Regions from separate parts of the Homo sapiens genome. Here region 2 is linked to region 1. Evidence: chromatin loops called from intact Hi-C (ENCODE). Cell type or tissue: B cell. All regions are shown on one strand.

Evidence for each region. Peaks named below come from ENCODE experiments on the same cell type or tissue, not always from the same donor. Only the 100,000 strongest peaks of a DNase experiment are listed, where the experiment ranks them.
Region 2: a loop joins it to region 1, with 6 times the contacts of the local background. A loop is called at or near these places in 4 of 110 quality-filtered maps.

Annotation. Positions count from the first base shown.
Region 1 is chr16:67,490,228-67,498,227 of GRCh38, reverse strand. ATP6V0D1-DT (ATP6V0D1 divergent transcript) reads right to left here. Exons shown (of 4, transcript NR_184227.1): 3 at 6,107-6,203. Among named protein-coding and RNA genes, the nearest start is that of AGRP, 11 kb to the right of the region's middle. In B cell, CTCF peaks have their summits at 3,863 and 4,065 (motif pointing left); DNase peaks (open chromatin) are centred at 4,047 and 6,414; H3K27ac peaks cover 4,112 bases.
Region 2 is chr16:67,542,488-67,550,487 of GRCh38, reverse strand. It overlaps RIPOR1 (RHO family interacting cell polarization regulator 1), which reads right to left. Exons shown (of 22, transcript NM_024519.4): 13 at 7,224-8,000; 14 at 7,019-7,140; 15 at 6,057-6,189; 16 at 5,658-5,793; 17 at 5,371-5,532; 18 at 4,954-5,112; 19 at 4,628-4,824; 20 at 4,456-4,539; 21 at 4,257-4,347; 22 at 3,702-4,122. The coding sequence ends at 4,025. It overlaps LOC124903703 (a long non-coding RNA gene), which reads left to right. Exons shown (of 2, transcript XR_007065094.1): 2 at 1,141-1,269. Among named protein-coding and RNA genes, the nearest start is that of CTCF-DT, 16 kb to the left of the region's middle. RefSeq lists silencers at 3,188-3,482, 7,687-7,736 and enhancers at 3,432-3,491, 7,927-7,976. In B cell, CTCF peaks have their summits at 3,142 and 3,343 (motif pointing left); DNase peaks (open chromatin) are centred at 2,157, 2,557, 3,297, 7,797 and 1 weaker place; H3K4me3 peaks cover 1,656 bases; H3K27ac peaks cover 7,691 bases.

The DNA.
Region 1 (8,000 bases):
GAACCCGGGAGGCAGAGCTTGCAGTGAGCTGAGTTCACACCACTGCACTCCAGCCCGGGTGACAGAGCGAGACTGTCTCAAAAAAAGAGAAAGAAAGAGAAAGAGAGAAAGAAAGAAAGAAAGAGAAAGAAAGAAAGAGAAGGAAGGAAGGAAGGAAGGAGAGAAAGAGAGAAAATAAAGAACTGAGCTGGGTATAAGCCACTGTCTTCAACCTTTGCAGCACTACAGGCTCCACGACAGAAGTTCTGAACTGGGACTGTTCAGACAATGTGTCTTGTCTTACCACTGTAGAAAGGTGACAAGAGCAGGAGGACCTGGGACTTGGTGTATTTGGGGCCTCCCTGGGTTGGCCACAGCTCTTTCCAGCTCATTCCTCTTGTAGGCTGCCCTGAACTTGCTAACCCAGGGCCAGACTCTGGCCTATGATGAGGAAGCCATCCTGTGTGCTGGCACTCACCCTGGCTGTTCCAGTTTGTACCTTGGGAGTCAGTTTTCTGACCCCCAATGTTATGTCCGAGCTGGAATCTGAGGACAGGGCTGCTCAGTTGGGTTCTCAGGAGCCTGGTGAAGATATCAGGTCCAATGGGGCCTATGACCTTGAACTCCATTTTTTCAGGGCTGTCAATAACAGGAGGAGCATAGGTTGTCATTGGGTGAAGTTGCCCAAGATGGTTGCCTAGAAGGAGTTTAGGGGGTTGGATCCTGGGGTCCAGGCCACAGATGGAGGCTGCAGAGAGTGGAACTTGGGAAGCCAGTGCTGGAAAGGTGGGAGACTCTGGAGAGAGGAGTGAGGGGTGCTCTAGAAAAGGTGATGGGTTGGAGGAATCATAGGAATCCCTGGGGTGTCCACATAAGTGTCATCTCCTGACATGGGGAAGTGGTGGGTGGCATTCAGACCCAGCTTCTCTGGACCCTTCCTTGACTTTGGTTCACCCTGCAAGTACGGCTGTGGGCCGGCCTGTGGCCAGGTGGTCTTAGCTGGACCACGAGGGCTGTGTGCTTTGCAGGCCCCAGTAACAGTGACAAAATCCATTCAGGACATGCTGAAGGCAATAAGGTGATGGCTGGGCTCACAGAAAAAGAGGCGGGGGCCTTCCTGGACTAGGAAGGCTGAGTCATCTCCTGGTGGGTATCTCCAAGGAGTGGACCAGACCACAGGAGCCCCAAAAGACCCAAATTCTTTGTGTTCAATACCCAGCCTTCACATCAACCCTGCTCCCTCCACCCCCAGGTTCCTAGTAAGCCCTAAGCATTTGCACCAGGCTCTGGCATGCAGTAAGTGCTCAGGACATATTTTAAGATAAAGGAATGAGCGCTGCCTCCTCACTGGGTTACAAGGGCCAGCACCTATTTGGTGTCCCCGGAGCTGAGTGTCAGGCCGCTTATTCCTCTGCCTCTAACATCCCCAGCAGCCCTTCCCACTAATTGGCTGCAGGCCTCAGCCATCATCTAGTACCAGAAAGACCTTGGGCTTTGGAGTTAGAAATGGTGGGTTAGGGCAGAGATTCTCAAAGCTCAGTCACATCAGAGCCACCTGAAAGGTCTGTTAAAACTCTAGCAGTTGGCCGGGCGCGGTGGCTCACATCTGTAATCCCTGCACTTGGGGAGGCCGAGGTGGGCGGATCACGAGGTCAGGGGTTCGAGACCAGCCTGGCTAATATAGTGAAAGCTTGTCTCTACTAAAAAACACAAAAATTAGCCGGGCATGGTGGCTCGTGCCTGTAGTCCCAGCTACTCGGGAGGCTGAGGCAGGAGAATCGCTGGAACCTGGGAAGCGGAGGTTGCAGTGAGCCGAGATGGAGCCACTGCACTCCAGCCTGGGCGACACAGTGAGACTCCATTTCAAAACAAACAAACAAACAAACAAATAAACAAACAAACTCTAGCAGCTGAGCCCTACCCCAGGAGTTTGTGATTCATTATGTTGGGGCAGAGCCAGACTTAACATCCTCCCAGGTTCCTACCTTAGGCTGATGCTGTTGGTGTGGGCGCCACATTTTGGGGGATAAGTATGCTTAGACACACGTGGAACAGACTCTTGGTGTCCACTGCTGGTATCTGCCTCTGATGTGTCTGGGGCTTTCTGAGCTCACTCTACAAGTTGGTCAGAAGTGCTAGGAGTTAACTCTCCCCCAACAACCCTCCAAGGGACTGAGACAGGGTTGCTGTATATCTACTCACCTTCCTCCTGCCTTGGGTGGAACTTCTCTGAGACATGCATTCTGCACTGCAGCCCAGAGTTCCCCACCCACACCCCGGGGGGACCAGGCATCCCTGGTGGAACCCTGCTTATGACCCACTTTATAGTGGCTGTCTTCCCTCCCTGTATTTTTGTACGCTTGTTCTTTGTATCCTCTTTTATTTCCTTATTTATTTTTGAGACAGGGTCTTGCTCTGTCGCCCAGACTGAGTGTAGTGGCATGCTCACGGCTTACTGCAGTCTTTTTTTTTTGAGATGGAGTCTTGCTCTGTCGCCCAGGCTGGAGTGCAGTGGTGCAATCTCAGCTCACTGTAAGCTCTGCCTCCCGGGTTCAAGCCATTCTCCTGCCTCAGCCTCCTGAGTAGCTGGGACTACAGGCGCCCGCCACCACACCCGGCTAATTTTTTTGTATTTTTAGCAGAGACAGGGTTTCACCATGTTAGCCAGGATGGTCTTGATCTCCTGACCTCATGATCCGCCTGCCTCGGCCTCCCAAAGTGCTGGGATTATAGGCTTGACCCACCGCCCCCGGCTGGCTTACTGCAGTCTTGACCTCCTAGGCTTAAGCAATCCTCCCACCTAAGCCTCCCTAATAGCTGGGACTGCAGGTATATGCCACAATGCCAGGCTATTTTTTTTTTGAGACAGAGTCTCGCTGTCACCCAGGCTGGAGTGGCAGTGGCACGATCTCAGCTCACTGCAACCTCTGCCTCCCAGGTTCAAGTGAGCCTCCTGCCTCAGCCTCCCAAGTAGCTAGGATTACAGGTGCACACCACAACACCTGGATAATTTTTGTATTTTTAGTAGAAATGGGGTTTCATTCACCGTGTTGGCCAGGCTGATCTCAAACTCCTGACCTCAAGTGATCCAGCCATGTCAGCCTCCCAGAGTGCTGGGATTACGGGCGTGAGCCACTGCGCCCAGCCTAAGTTTTGTATTTTTTATAGACAGGATTTCCCCATGTTGCCCAGGCTGGTTTTGAACTCCTGGGCTCAGGCAATCTGTCCACCCTGGCCTCCCAAAGTGTTGGGATTACAGGCGTGAGCCACCATGCCTGGCTTGTATCCTCTTAATAAACTTCCTGTGCTACAATGTTTGTCTCAAGGTTTTCTGAAGTGGGAACTCAAACTAAGACAATGTCTCTGCCTCTTGTTTGTCTACGACTATGGTCAGGTTCATGCCATTGCACTTGATCTTAGCCAAAAGGCCAAGAAACGACAGGTTCATGCCATTGTTCTGGGCCTCCATTCATTCTTCTGTGAAGTGGAGAGAAGTCCACCAACGTTCTCATTGACTTGCAGTAACAGCACAATGGGTATGAGCATTGCAGAGCAGGGACTCACTGGGGCTCTGCAAGTATGGAGGAGGAAACTCATTTCTTTTTCTTTTTTGACGTAGTTTCTTTCTTGTCACCCAGGCTGGAGTGCAATGGTGTGATCTCAGCTCACTGCAAGATCTGCCTCCTGGGTTCAAGCGAGTTTCCTGCCTTAGCCTCTCAAGTAGCTGGGATTCCAAGCACATGCCACCACGCCCGGCTAATTTTTGTATTTTTAGTAGAGACGGGGCTTTACCATGTTGGCCAGGCTGGTCTCAAACTCCTGACCTCGAGTGATCTGCCAGCTTTGGCCTCCCAAAGTGCTGGGATTACAGATGTGAGCCACCGCACCCGGCCTAATAACATTTTTTATTGGGAAAATTTACATGATATAAAATTCACTATTTTAACCATTTTAAAGGGTACAGTCCAATGGTTTTTGTATATTCACGATGTTATTCAACCATCACCACTACCTATTTGGAGAACATTTGACGTTTTTTAGTTGTTGCAACTAAAGAGGTGTGGTGCTACTGACACCTAGTGGGCAGAGAACAGAACTGCTGTTAAACTTCCCACCAGAAAGAATTATGTGGGCCTGGGGTTGCTGGTAATCCCAACACTTTGGGAGGCAGAGGTGGGAGAATCACTTGAGTCCAGGAGTTTGAGACCGGCCTGGGCAACAAAGTGAGACGCCATCTTTACAAAAAATACAAAAAATTAGCCGGGCGTGGCAACGTGGGCCCGTGGTCCCAGCTACTCGGGAAGCTGAGCTGGGAGGATCACTTGAGCCTGGGAAGGGGAGGTTGCAGTGAGCCATGATTGCACCACTGCACTCCAGCCTGGACAACAGAGCAAGATCCTGCCTCAAAAAAAAAAGAAAAGGAAAATTATCTGCACCAAAATGTTAACAGTAGAGGTTGAGAAACCTTGCTCTACACAATGAAAACACCATCACCACACCAACAGTAATTCAGCAGTATCACCCTGACTTGTTCCAAGAATGCCATTTTACCATGTTTTTTTCTTTTTTTTGAGACGGAATTTTGCTCTTGTTTCCCAGGCTGGAGTGCAATGGTGCGATCTCGGCTCACTGCAACCTCTGCCTCCCGGATTCAAGCAATTTTCCTGCCTCAGCCTCCCGAGTAGCTGGGTTTACAGGCATATGCCACCATACCCAGCTAATTTTGTATTTTTGGTAGAGATGGGGTTTGTTGGTAAGGCTGGTCTCAAACTCCCGACCTCAGGTGACCCGCCCACCTCAGCCTCCCAAAGTGCTGGGATTACAGGCGTGAGCCACCACGCCCAGCCCATTTTAGCATTCTTATTTTAGTCCAGGAGTGAAGCAAGGTTCATGAATTGGATTTGGTTATGTCTCTCTAGTGTCTTTTAATATAGAAGAGTATCCTCTGCCCCACACTCAGCCTGTTTGTTTTTCATGTCATTGATTTTCTTTTTAGGAGTTTAGGCCAGGCCACTTTTCTAGTATATTCTGGATTTACCTGATTGCTTCTTCAAGATTGGATTCATGGTAAATACTTTTGTCAAGAATACTACTTTGGTGATTTTTGCATCACATCAGGAGGCCCATCATATAAGATTGCTGTGCTATTTATGATGTTGAAACTGGAAGATAACATAGTTCAGAAGACAGAATCCGGTGCAGCCTCCCCCTCCCCTTCTCCTCCAAGTATGGTGTCCAGGCAGCTACTGTAGTTTGTCTACCCTTTCTGAAAAGTAGCGAGCTGGGAGAGGTAGTGCATGCCTGTAGTCTCAGCTACTCAGGAGGCTGAGGTAGGGAGATTACTTGAACCAGGGAGTTCAAGGCTGCTGTGTTATGCACATCAGCCTGGGCTACACAGTGAGACTATCTCAAAAAAAAAAAAAAAGTGAAAAACAGTGAAAAAGTCAGGGTAGCCTGAGGCAGATAACACTCAGCCAGCAGGAAGTCTTCAGACCCTCCTCTCTTCTCTCTCTTTTTTTTTTTTTTTGAGATGGTGTCTTGCTCTGTCGCCCAGGCTGGAATGCAGTGGTGTAATATTGGCTCACTGCAACCTCTGCCTCCTGGACTCAAGCAATTCTCCTGCCTCAGCCTCCTGAAAAGCTGGGACCATAGGCATGTGCCACCACACTGGCTAATTATTTTGTACTTTTAGTAGAGACAGGGTTTCACCATGTTGGCCAGGCTGGTCTCAAACTCCTGACCTCAAGCCATCTGCCTATCTTGGCTTCCTGAAGTGCTGGGATTACAGGCGTGAGCCACTGCACCCAGCCTTCTCTTCTCTTTATTACAGCTGTAAGAGGCCTCACCTTTGGGCCGGGCGCGGTTAGGAAGTCCTGATCATGAGGTCAGGGGCTCGAGGCCAGCCTGACCAACATGGTGAAACCCCATCTCTACTAAAAATACAAAAAAAATTAGCCGGGCGTGGTGATGCACATCTGTAATCCCAGCTACTCAGGAGGCTGAGGCAGGAGGATTGCTTGAATTCAGGAGGGGGAGGTTGCAGCGAGCTGAGATTGCGCCACTGCACTCCAGCCTGGGCAACAGAGGGAGACTCCGTCTCAAAAAAAAAAAAAAAAAAAGGTCTCACCTTCAAAGACGGTTTCCTTTGCCAACACCAAGGAGTAGGCTCCAGCCTGGGTTGCTGAGAGGACATGGGAGGACTCCTGGGACTTCTTCAGCTGTTACTTGGTTCCCAGGGAGAAAAAAAGCGAGGACAGAAGTGAGCAGAATCCCTTGAGACTAGAACCAGGAAGCTAAGGGTGTGGGACAGTGAGGGTTGGGGGCTGTGCTGATGGAAACTTCAGGGCCTGATAGGATTCCTGTCATGAACAACTCTGCAAAAGCCACACTGAAGTTACCCCCTATCTTCCTTCTCTTTAGGAAGTAACTTCCTCTTCTCTCCACCTTTAGGAACCCCACCTACAGACCGTCTCCTCCAGGAAACCTAGCAGTGCTGCAGGAGGAAGGAACTCTTTACTTCTGGTCTCAAGGCACTTCAGGCTTGAACCACCATGAAGGCAGAAATTCCATCCAGTTACCCTGGAAGTGGGAAACCGACAACCTGCATGGCATTTTTTGAAGCTAGACATGTAAACATCATTTAAAAGTTCTGTTTTCTTGGCTCACGCCTGTAACCCCAGCACTTTGGGAGGTCAAGGCAGGCAGATCATGAGGTCAGGAGATTGAGACCATCCTGGCTAACACGGTGAAACCCTGTCTCTACTAAAAATTCAAAAAATTAGCCGGGTGTGGTGGTGGGCGCCTGTAGAACAGCTACTCGGGAGGCTGAGGCAGGAGAATGGCGTGAACCTGGGAGACAGAGCTTGCAGTGAGCCGAGATCGCACCACTGCACTCCAGCCTGGGCGACAGAGTGAGACTCCGTCTCAAAAAAAAAAAAAAAAACTTCTGTTTTCTCTCTTTTCTTTAAAAACCTGAAGCTCTTAGCTGGGTGTGGTGGCACATGCCTGTAATCCCAGCTACTCGGGAGACTGAGGCAGGAGAATTGCCTGAACCCAGGAGGTGGAGGTTGCAGTGAGCCAAGATCACGCCATTGTGCTCCAGCCTGGGCAACAGAGCGAGATTCCATCTTAAAAAAAAAAAAAAGTCTGAAGCTCTGGCAAACCTGGGCCTACATCTCTGCCTGCCATCAATGGCTTCTCCCTTCAGGCCAAACTCACACTCTTCAAACTGTTATTAAAATACCACAGGTTTGGTCTAGGTCATGCTGCTCACCACACAGAAAGCCAATCACTGAGACAATTATTGCCAAGGAAGAAGGCTTTAATCGGGTGATGCAGGTGAGAAGACGGGAGATCGGTCTCAAATCCATCTCCCTGATGGACTAAAATTAGGAGTTTATATAGCAGGGAAGAAATGTAATTGTGTGTGGGAAAACAAATGCAAGGGGTAAGGAAGCAAATCATGATGAATGAGGGCCCTTGAGTCTCATTGTCTGGATGGGATGATCTGGTGGGTTTCAGTTCTTTGATACTTTTTGAGAGGACTGGGGATCCTTTCCTGAGAGGGGAACTCAGATAAAACAAATGTAAGTTTCAAGCTTTAGGATCAGAAGGGTTGATTTCTATGTTTATCCAAAAAAGCTGTCTATGGGACTATTGGGTTGGTTTCAAAACTTCCCCAATATTGAGTCAGAGTGTGGTCATTGTTAATGTTGAAATACAGAACTAATCTTTTGTTTCCGAAAAAAAGTATGACAGGCCGGGCATGGTAGCTCATGGCTGTAATCCTACCACTTTGAGAGGCCGAGGCAGGTGGATCACCTGAAGTCACCTGAAGTTCAAGACCAGCCTGGCCAACGTGGTGAAACCCCGTCTACACTAAAAATACAAAAATTAGCTGGGTGTGGTGACACACGCCTGTAATCCCAGCTACCTGGGAGGCTGAGGCAGGAGAACTGCTTGAACCCAGGAGGGGTTGCAGTGAGCTGAGACTGTGCCACTGCACTCCACCTGGGCGACAG
Region 2 (8,000 bases), 52 kb before region 1:
CCGGGAGGCAGAAGTTACAGTGAGCCGAGATTGCGCCACTGCACTCAGCCTGGGCAGCAGCGCAAGACTCCATATCAAAAAAATATATATTTAGGGCATTTAATTGGGAGGATTCTGATGGCTGGGATGTGGGTACAGAGGAAAGAGTAAGGATGAGGCTCTGTTATATGGCTTGGGTACCTGGGAAATTGGTAACCCCTAGAGCTGTTGGAGGAGAAACAAGTTTTGAGAAGATGTTGAGTCTGATTTTGAGCATGTTGAGTTTGAAATGCCCCAGATGTTCAAAAGGAAGTGTCCAGTGAGCAGCTGGATGTGGGGGTCTGGAAGCAAGGTAAGAACCATGTGAATGATTGGCATGCAGCCTCAGCATGTGGATGGAAGCCAGCAGAATGGGGAGGTCATCTAGGGGTATGTTTTGAGAGAGAGGAAAGGGCCTAGAATGGAACCCTGTGGGGCGATTTTTATTTTTTAAGTAGAGACAACATGGGGTTTCACCATGTTAAGACATGCCTGAGGAGGAGGAGAAGGTTGTAAGGAAATTAAGAGGAGACAGTTAGAAACCTAGGTGTTGCGTATAGCAATTCAGCTGCTCTCAGTCAGCATTCACTGAGTGTCCATATGCCCTGGGTGTATCTGGAGACAAGTGAGACTTGACCCTTGACATTAAACTCAGAGTAGTGGCCATCACCCAATTGCCGTCAACCTTCTGAAACAAGAGACCCCTTTCTCGCAGGCCAATGTCAGTCCTATTTTCTAAATGATAGATTGTGCTTCATTAGCAGTTTATATGAGGCACTGGAGTCCTTCCCAAGCTTACCCTCCTGTATCACCCAGGCCCAGAAAAGCCAGGCCTTGCAGCCAAGCCAAGAGCCTTCTGTCCATGGGAGATGGATGGCCTGAAAGGGACACTCCAGGATTGTCTGGGGTGGGGAGGGGGGTATGGAGGGAAAGGAGGGTCATGTCATATGTCTGGGGTTCAGCAAATTGTACCCACATACCAGGCACAGAAACATACAAGGAAGGCACCCCCGCTCTGTGGGCGAGACAAAGCAGCAATCCTCTTCCCACATGCCAACCCATCTTTTTCTTTGCCTTCACAAACGTGCCTTTTTTCTTTCTTCTTTTTTTGGTCCTCTGCAGCTTGGAATACATGAGGAAGAAGAGTGGGAGACAGGAGGAAAGGTAAGGTTGGGAGAGGGCAAGAGGAAAGGAGGAGAGTAGAGGGAACACTCCATCGATTGCCAGCACAATAAACTGTATCATGGACTACTTCAGCCTGGCCCCTGCTTTGCAGTGTGCGTGGAGCAGTTTCCTCTGGGCAGAGTCTCAGAGATGATGGCCAAGGCGACTGTGGCCTCAATGGACTTAACTGATAGGGCACTTCTCAGTGTGTCACAGGCCTTGGAGGCCCACTTCCATCTGTCCCCTCAGAGGCTGGGCAGACGCTTTCCCTGCCCTGATACCTTTGACTCATGATGGTATCGTCAACTGCCCATCACCTGAGGCAAGGGGCTCCCAACTGTCCTCAGTCCCAAACAGCAGGAACACCTGCCTCCCTGACCCACATGACAGCAGGGTAGGGGGTGGGAGAATGCTATGGGCAGGTTTGCCCTGTGGGAGGCCCCTGTGAGGCAGAGGGGGTCAGGAGAGATACAGAGGTGGGAGGACAAGGGTTCTCTCTGCCCCTCCACCATCTCAGGAACCTGGGCATGGGCCTGGGTGTAGGAGGCCATCCAGCCTGCCTTCAAGCCACTGATGGAGAGAGGCTGACTGGCTGTCCTGGGGTTGATTCATGCTGCTCTGAGCCAGATAGGCATCATGTGCTTCACCTGGCTGTGCTCACAGTGCCCTCATTCCAGCTCCTGTCCCCTTCCGATCCTCACACCCACCCCTGGCTAGAGCTGAATACTAGGCTCTGGCCTCAGGACTCTGCAGAGCACAGAGTCTAGGGTCTGTCCCTTCCCAGCATTGGAGAGCAGGGATTCTTAGTGACAACGCCAGTGGACCCCTTGGCTGGGATGATGACATTTTTCCATCCTCCATTTCTTGCCCAAGCCCTGCTCTCTCCTGTGTACTGAGCTGTGAGCTCATGCAGGCTCAGTCACCCCCATCTGCACTTTCCCAGGACCTGGTCAACCAGTGTTCACTTCCTCTTCCCCCACCATGACAGGCTATGCTTTTGATGCAGGTGGATAGCCCTGCTCTACCAATGGGCCTCTTGTGGGGGCCTCAGGACTGAGGGCTGCTAGGGGCGGTTCTGGGATTGCCGGCCTCCTCCAGGGACCCCTGGGGCAGGCCCCAGCTGTGGCCAGCCTTGGGTGCTGGCCTGGTCTCCATCATTTGTTTGCCTCCTCTGCCCCATGCTGCTCCAGCTCACCACCCCAAATACTGAGCTGCACCATCCCGTGCCACCCTTCGTTACCCAGAGAGCAAAGAGCCGCGCCAGTGTGCAGAGGGCTGCCTGCCTGCCCCTGCCCACCCTCGCCCCAGCGTCTGGAATGAGCCACTTGCATCCACACAGGTGCTTCCTGTGCTTCTTCCTGTTGCCGTTTTTTCTGCTCAGCTTGGCTTCCCCAGCAGGTGGTTAAAGCCCCAGCCAAACCTCTTCATACCTAGCTCTAAAACACTGGGGGGCAGGGCTCCCTGGGGATCTGGGTCACCCTCCAGAGGACTGTTGGCACTTCACTGGCTCTTCCTGAGGGCAGGCTCCCCAACGTGACACGTCCTGCACAGGCCAAGCTGCTGCCACAGGTACTGGGACATCAGAGTGGCCTCAATGAGTCAGGGAAGTGCTGCGTATGCACCACCTCCTTGCCCCTGGATACTGGAAGTGCTGAGGGAGAGGGGAAGGGTGGAGAGCCTGTTTCTCTAGCCACGGGTGTGGGCCTCCCTCAGCCCCTCCTTAGAACAGGCCTGCCATCCTGAAGTCCCACCCCACACTCCAGTTCCTCACGCAGGACTCAGCCTTCTGGGGTTAACACATTCACTGGCCAGGCAGCTCTGGGGCAAGGCGAGGCGGGGCAAAGGCAAGCCCTCTCCTGGGATCTCTGCTTCCTGAAGCAGCACAGGTTGGCCGGCTGTTGGGGATCACAGAGTTCAGGCACGTTTGTTATTATAGAGGGGGAGACAGCTGGAGAGGGAAGGGACTTGCTGTCTTGGGTCACAGGTTAGCCATCCAGGTCTCCTGCCTCCCAGGTCCCAGCTCTTCCCCTCCGCAAGGAGCTCCTCTCCCCTGCCATCCAGCTTCAAGGAGCTCCTTCAGCCCCCTCTGCAGAAAGCTGCCCAGGCTGCAGAAGACCCAAACCTGGCATCTGCTGACGCGGATCTGCTGCCCCCTGGTGGGCAGAAGCTCCAGCCACCCCGTGCCTCCTTTCCCTTCCTGTTTTTCCTTTCCCTTCCCCTTTGCTCCCAGGCCACAGCCTGGGATTGGCACCCTTTGGTGTTTTCTGGGCCAACTCCAGTTTAGCTCCACCTTGGGCCGTAGTTCCCAGGCCCAGGGTAGGCCCCACCTGCAGGCTGAACCACCCTTTTCCCCTGCTCTCTTCTCCAAGCCCAGTTCCAGCCTCTGGGCTTTCTTCCACCTGAATTTCCAGGGCAAGTGCACATGGCACTGTCACAGCTGCAGTGTGAACACACCAGTGTCAGGCAGGGCCACAGCCAGAGGGTGTTGGAGCAGAGGGTCAGGAGTGTACCAGGCCATGTAGGAAAGACATTTTGCTTTTTTATTTTCTGTAAAACTCTGTAAATAAAATACAAAACCAAGGGATGTGGCTGGGCAGCGGCAGGGTGGCCAAGCCCCAGACACTGATTTGTGGCAAGGGATGTGCTGAGCCGAGGCTGGGAGGCACTTGACTGCAGGCACTGACTCTCCAACCCCAGGGGCAACAGAAGAATATATTAGATTTTCATTGCTAGGAATCTGTGGGGGAGGGGTATCTGGAGCCAGCCCTTACCCTCCCTGCCAGTGCCTGGTGAGCCCTGAAAGTGGGGGGAAAGGGGCACCAGGAACCCATGGGTGAATAGTTTAGAATGCTGTGCTGGCCATGCTGCCAGGCCCAAAGATGCGGGGCAGGGCGTCCAGGGACTCCTCCAGCCGTCGATGGGCAGACTGTCCCTCTTCTCCTGTAATGAGTGAGGATGAGGTCAAGGGTGGCCCTAGCCCCATCCCACTCTCCCACCCCTGGCGCCATCTCTCCTACTCCCATCAGCCAAGATGTCCCAGAACTCCACCCATCTCTTCCATCCCCCAGCCTCACCACACTGCTGTAGGCTTTGCCGGGCAGCTTCCCTCACAGCTTCTGTGTCAGTTTGGCAGAGGTACACCAGGGGCTCAATGCCCTCGGGAGCCTGTCAGGGGAGGGAGCATTGAGGTGGGCTCAGGGGAGCAGATGGGAGGGTTTCAGGGGTGGGGGTGCCGGAAGCGGACAGAGGGGTGGGAGGGTTGGCAGGGGTCACCTTGATGCAGCCTAGGGCCAGGCAGCCAGCCACTCGAGTCTGCACGTCCTCATCCTCCAGCTGGTCCAGGAAGCACAGGAGGGCCTGTGGAAGGGTGGGAGGACAGACTTAGCCAGACAGTGGGAGTCCAGGACCCCAGCCCTCGCCCTCAAGGGAGCCCTGTCCAACTCACCCTCTCCCGGAAGGTAGGGCCCAGTGACAGGCTCCGGAGCTGGGTGCTGACAGCAGCCATGACCTTGTTGTTGCCATGGACGAGCAGGGAGCTGAGGGCCCGCAGCCCGTCCCTTCGCAGACGCCCCTCGGGCGCCAATCTCAGGGCCTTCAGCACAACAGCCTGATCATCCGAGTTCAGATTCCGCACCAGTAGCACTGAAAAAAGGGGATATGGTGGGTGGGTGGGCAAGGTGGCAGGGTGAGGAGCCCCCGAGGTTGGGGAGGGCTTGTCCTCATGTCCTCAGACCCCAAGAGGCCACTATGTGATCAGGGCCACCGCCTCACCCTCCTCAGCGGTCTCAGTCACGTAGGCCTCCATGGTGGGGCTGTCCAAGGTTTCCACAAAACTCCAGAACTGGAAGACTGTGAGCTGCTCTCCAGGCCCTGGCTGGGGCCTTCTGGGCAGCTTCTGCCCCAGGGCATCCTCCAGGAACTTCACACACACTGCAGGAGGCAGTAGCATGGGCCTCAGAGTTTGGGTGAACACAGCTTTTAGAGGGGAGAGATGCTCCTATCCCAGGCTCAGGTCCAGGGGCCCCCTGTTCAAACCCCACCCATCTGGGTCCTTCTGCTCTAAGGCCCAAGTCTTTGCTGGTCTCCTCGGTGCCCAGTTCGTTTATCTGTGTGGGCTGACCTGGCTTCCCCGAGCTTCCTGTCACTGGGAATCTGAGCAAGGGTGGAAGGAGGAAGCAGCCCACTCACCAGCCTCAGCCAAGCCTGGCTGGCGCAGGGAGAGGCGGGCACCATACTGGTTGCAGAAGGTGAGAAGCACCCGCTCCACCGGGCAGAGGAAGCAGCTGAGTCTCTCTGTGCACTGGTCCCAGAAGGTCAGGAAGCCAGGCCGAGAGGCCGAGAACTGCACCACTGTGAGGGGGTGAGGGAAACCGTCAGCAACAGGCAGGCAGGTGAGTAGAGAGCATGCAGATGGCAGTAGGCTGAGGTAGGAGCTTCAAGGCAGATGGCAGAGCCCGAACCCCCAGGGCCTTTACCTTCCTGGGCAGAGCTGGCCGGGATCTCCCACCGCCTGCTGAACTCGCATACTGCCTCCAGTACTCGGGCTTCCCGCAGCAGCCGCTCCAGGGCCCATGCCTCCTGGCAGCGCAGGGGCCCAAATGTGCCCAGTTTCTGGAGAACATGGGTGGCCAAGTAGCTCAGGCCTCAGGGTAGGGCTCGGGAGGATCGTGCTCAGGGACAAGTCCCAGCATGCACTGGGGGAGGTTGGGGTTGCAGAGTTGGGAGATACTCCATTCAGCAAGGGCCAGATGCCAAGGGCCCTGGGGCACTGGGGTGTGGCACTCAGAGGAGGTATAGAGGACCAGGATGGAAGGGCAGGACTCCCTGGGGTTAGGGGTTACAAAGGAAGGGTGGGGGAACACCATCAGCCTCACCAGCAGGAGGCGACTGCAGTGGTACAGGTGCCGGACCAAGGCAGCATCCAGAGCTGGACACCCCGTGCTGAGGGGGCGGGCACTGGGTGAGTCTATGCTGTCCTCAGCCCCAGCCTCCGGGCTGCTTGGAGGCCTGAGGGAAAAATGGGGTCCACCACCCCACAGGCACACATCACCACCTGGTCACCAGCGTTTATTTTTATTAAGCTTCCCCCATGCCAGAAAGGAAGAAGATGATGCACCGACAGCAGACAGTGGGGTAAGTTCATGGAGGATTTCCAGAAGGAGGAAGGGGCTGGGACCAGCAGGTGGTAGTAGGGATCTCTGGAGTCAGTCTGCGCCATGCTACCTCCAGCTGGGACCACTGGGGATGGCATGGGTAGGAGTAGGCTGCAGGCGGGATGGTTTATGACAAGTGGACTGCAAAGGGTGCAGGGCATGGGGCTGTAGCCTGGGCAGCAGCAGAGGAAGGAGGGACCTGGCACAACTCTCAACTGGGAACCAGCAAAGGCCACTCCAGGACTGACAGTTGAGGGGCCAGGGCCTCTGGGAGAGTCGGGGTTGAGAAGGAGTGGGGCAGTGCTGGGGTCCCAGGGTGCACGGCGAGACACTGAGAGAGCTCCTTAAAGGGCAGGTCCAAGGTGAGGCCAAGGGGAAGAGGAGGGGCTGGAGGCACCCAAGCTGATGGGGACCGGCAGGGGAGGCAGACATTGCAGAGATGAAGAGGGCGGTCAGAAGCACTGGGGACACACGTAGGGTTGGAGACATGGGCATGAAGGACATGGGAGGGGTGGACACAGGTGCACCTGCCAGCAACTCAGTCCTCACATGCTCCACCTGGCCCTGCCTCACCTGTCCTGTCCTTTGACTTTCTCCCAATTCACCTGTTCCACCTTCCCCTGGTCCTGCCTCACCTTTTCCCTCTCACCTAGCCTCACACCCATCTTGCCTAGCCCCCTCACCTGTCCCCAGGAACATCATTGTCTTCATCTTCGTCTTCATTGAGGAAGCTGAAGCTCTCCAAGGCATGCTCCACAGTGATGCTGAGACTGGAGGCCCGGCTGCGAGTCAGACCTTGTCTCTGCTGAGGTTGTGAAGGGCATCAGAGCGGCTGCCGCCCCCTGGCTGCCCTCCCTGGTTGCCCTAGCCCAGCCCAGCCCTCCTCACCATGAGCAGACTTTCTAGGCGGGTCACCTCCTGCTCCAGGCCCTGCAGCTCAGGAAACTGGCCACGGTAGTCATCCAGGGCAGCCATTAGGGCCCCCAGTGCCTCCTCCAGGCTCCTGTCCCCAGACCCTCCGGCTGCCGTTGGGACTGGGGTCTGGACAGCCATGGCCAGGCAAAGGTCTGAATGCTGGGGTGCAGGGGTTGGGGGTGAGGGAGTGGGGCTTAGACTCTGAACCGTAGACTCTGAGGGATCTGGGGCAGGGCTTGTGAGGGGTTTCCTACTGGAATGGGCAGGACTTGGGTGGGGAGTTCTGGGGGCCATAGGGTCTGCCTGAGTGTAGGAATTGGAGACTGGGGGACTACAGGGAAGGGAGTCAGTGCCTGGGAGGGTGGGGTCTGAGTGTTTGGAGGGGCTGGAGAGGGTAGCAAGTTCTAGAGAAGTGGAAGGGCTTACATTTATAAGGATGGGGCTTGTGGTGGGATGGGTGGGGCTTGTGGTAGGATGGGTGGGACTTGTGGCAGTCTGGACTAGGCCCATACCACTGGGGGTAGGACTTGTAGTGGTGGGAGGTGACATACTGGTTTTGTGGGTGGGACTTGTGGGGGTATGGGTGGGGCTTGTGGAAGTATGAGTGGGGCTTGCTGTGGTATGGGTAGGGCTTGGCATAGTGTGGGTGGGGCTTGTGGTAGTCTGGACTGGGCCTATGATATTGAGGGTAGGGCCTGTAGTAGTAAGGGTAGAGATTATGGGCTTGTGGGTGGAGCCTGTAGTAGTGTG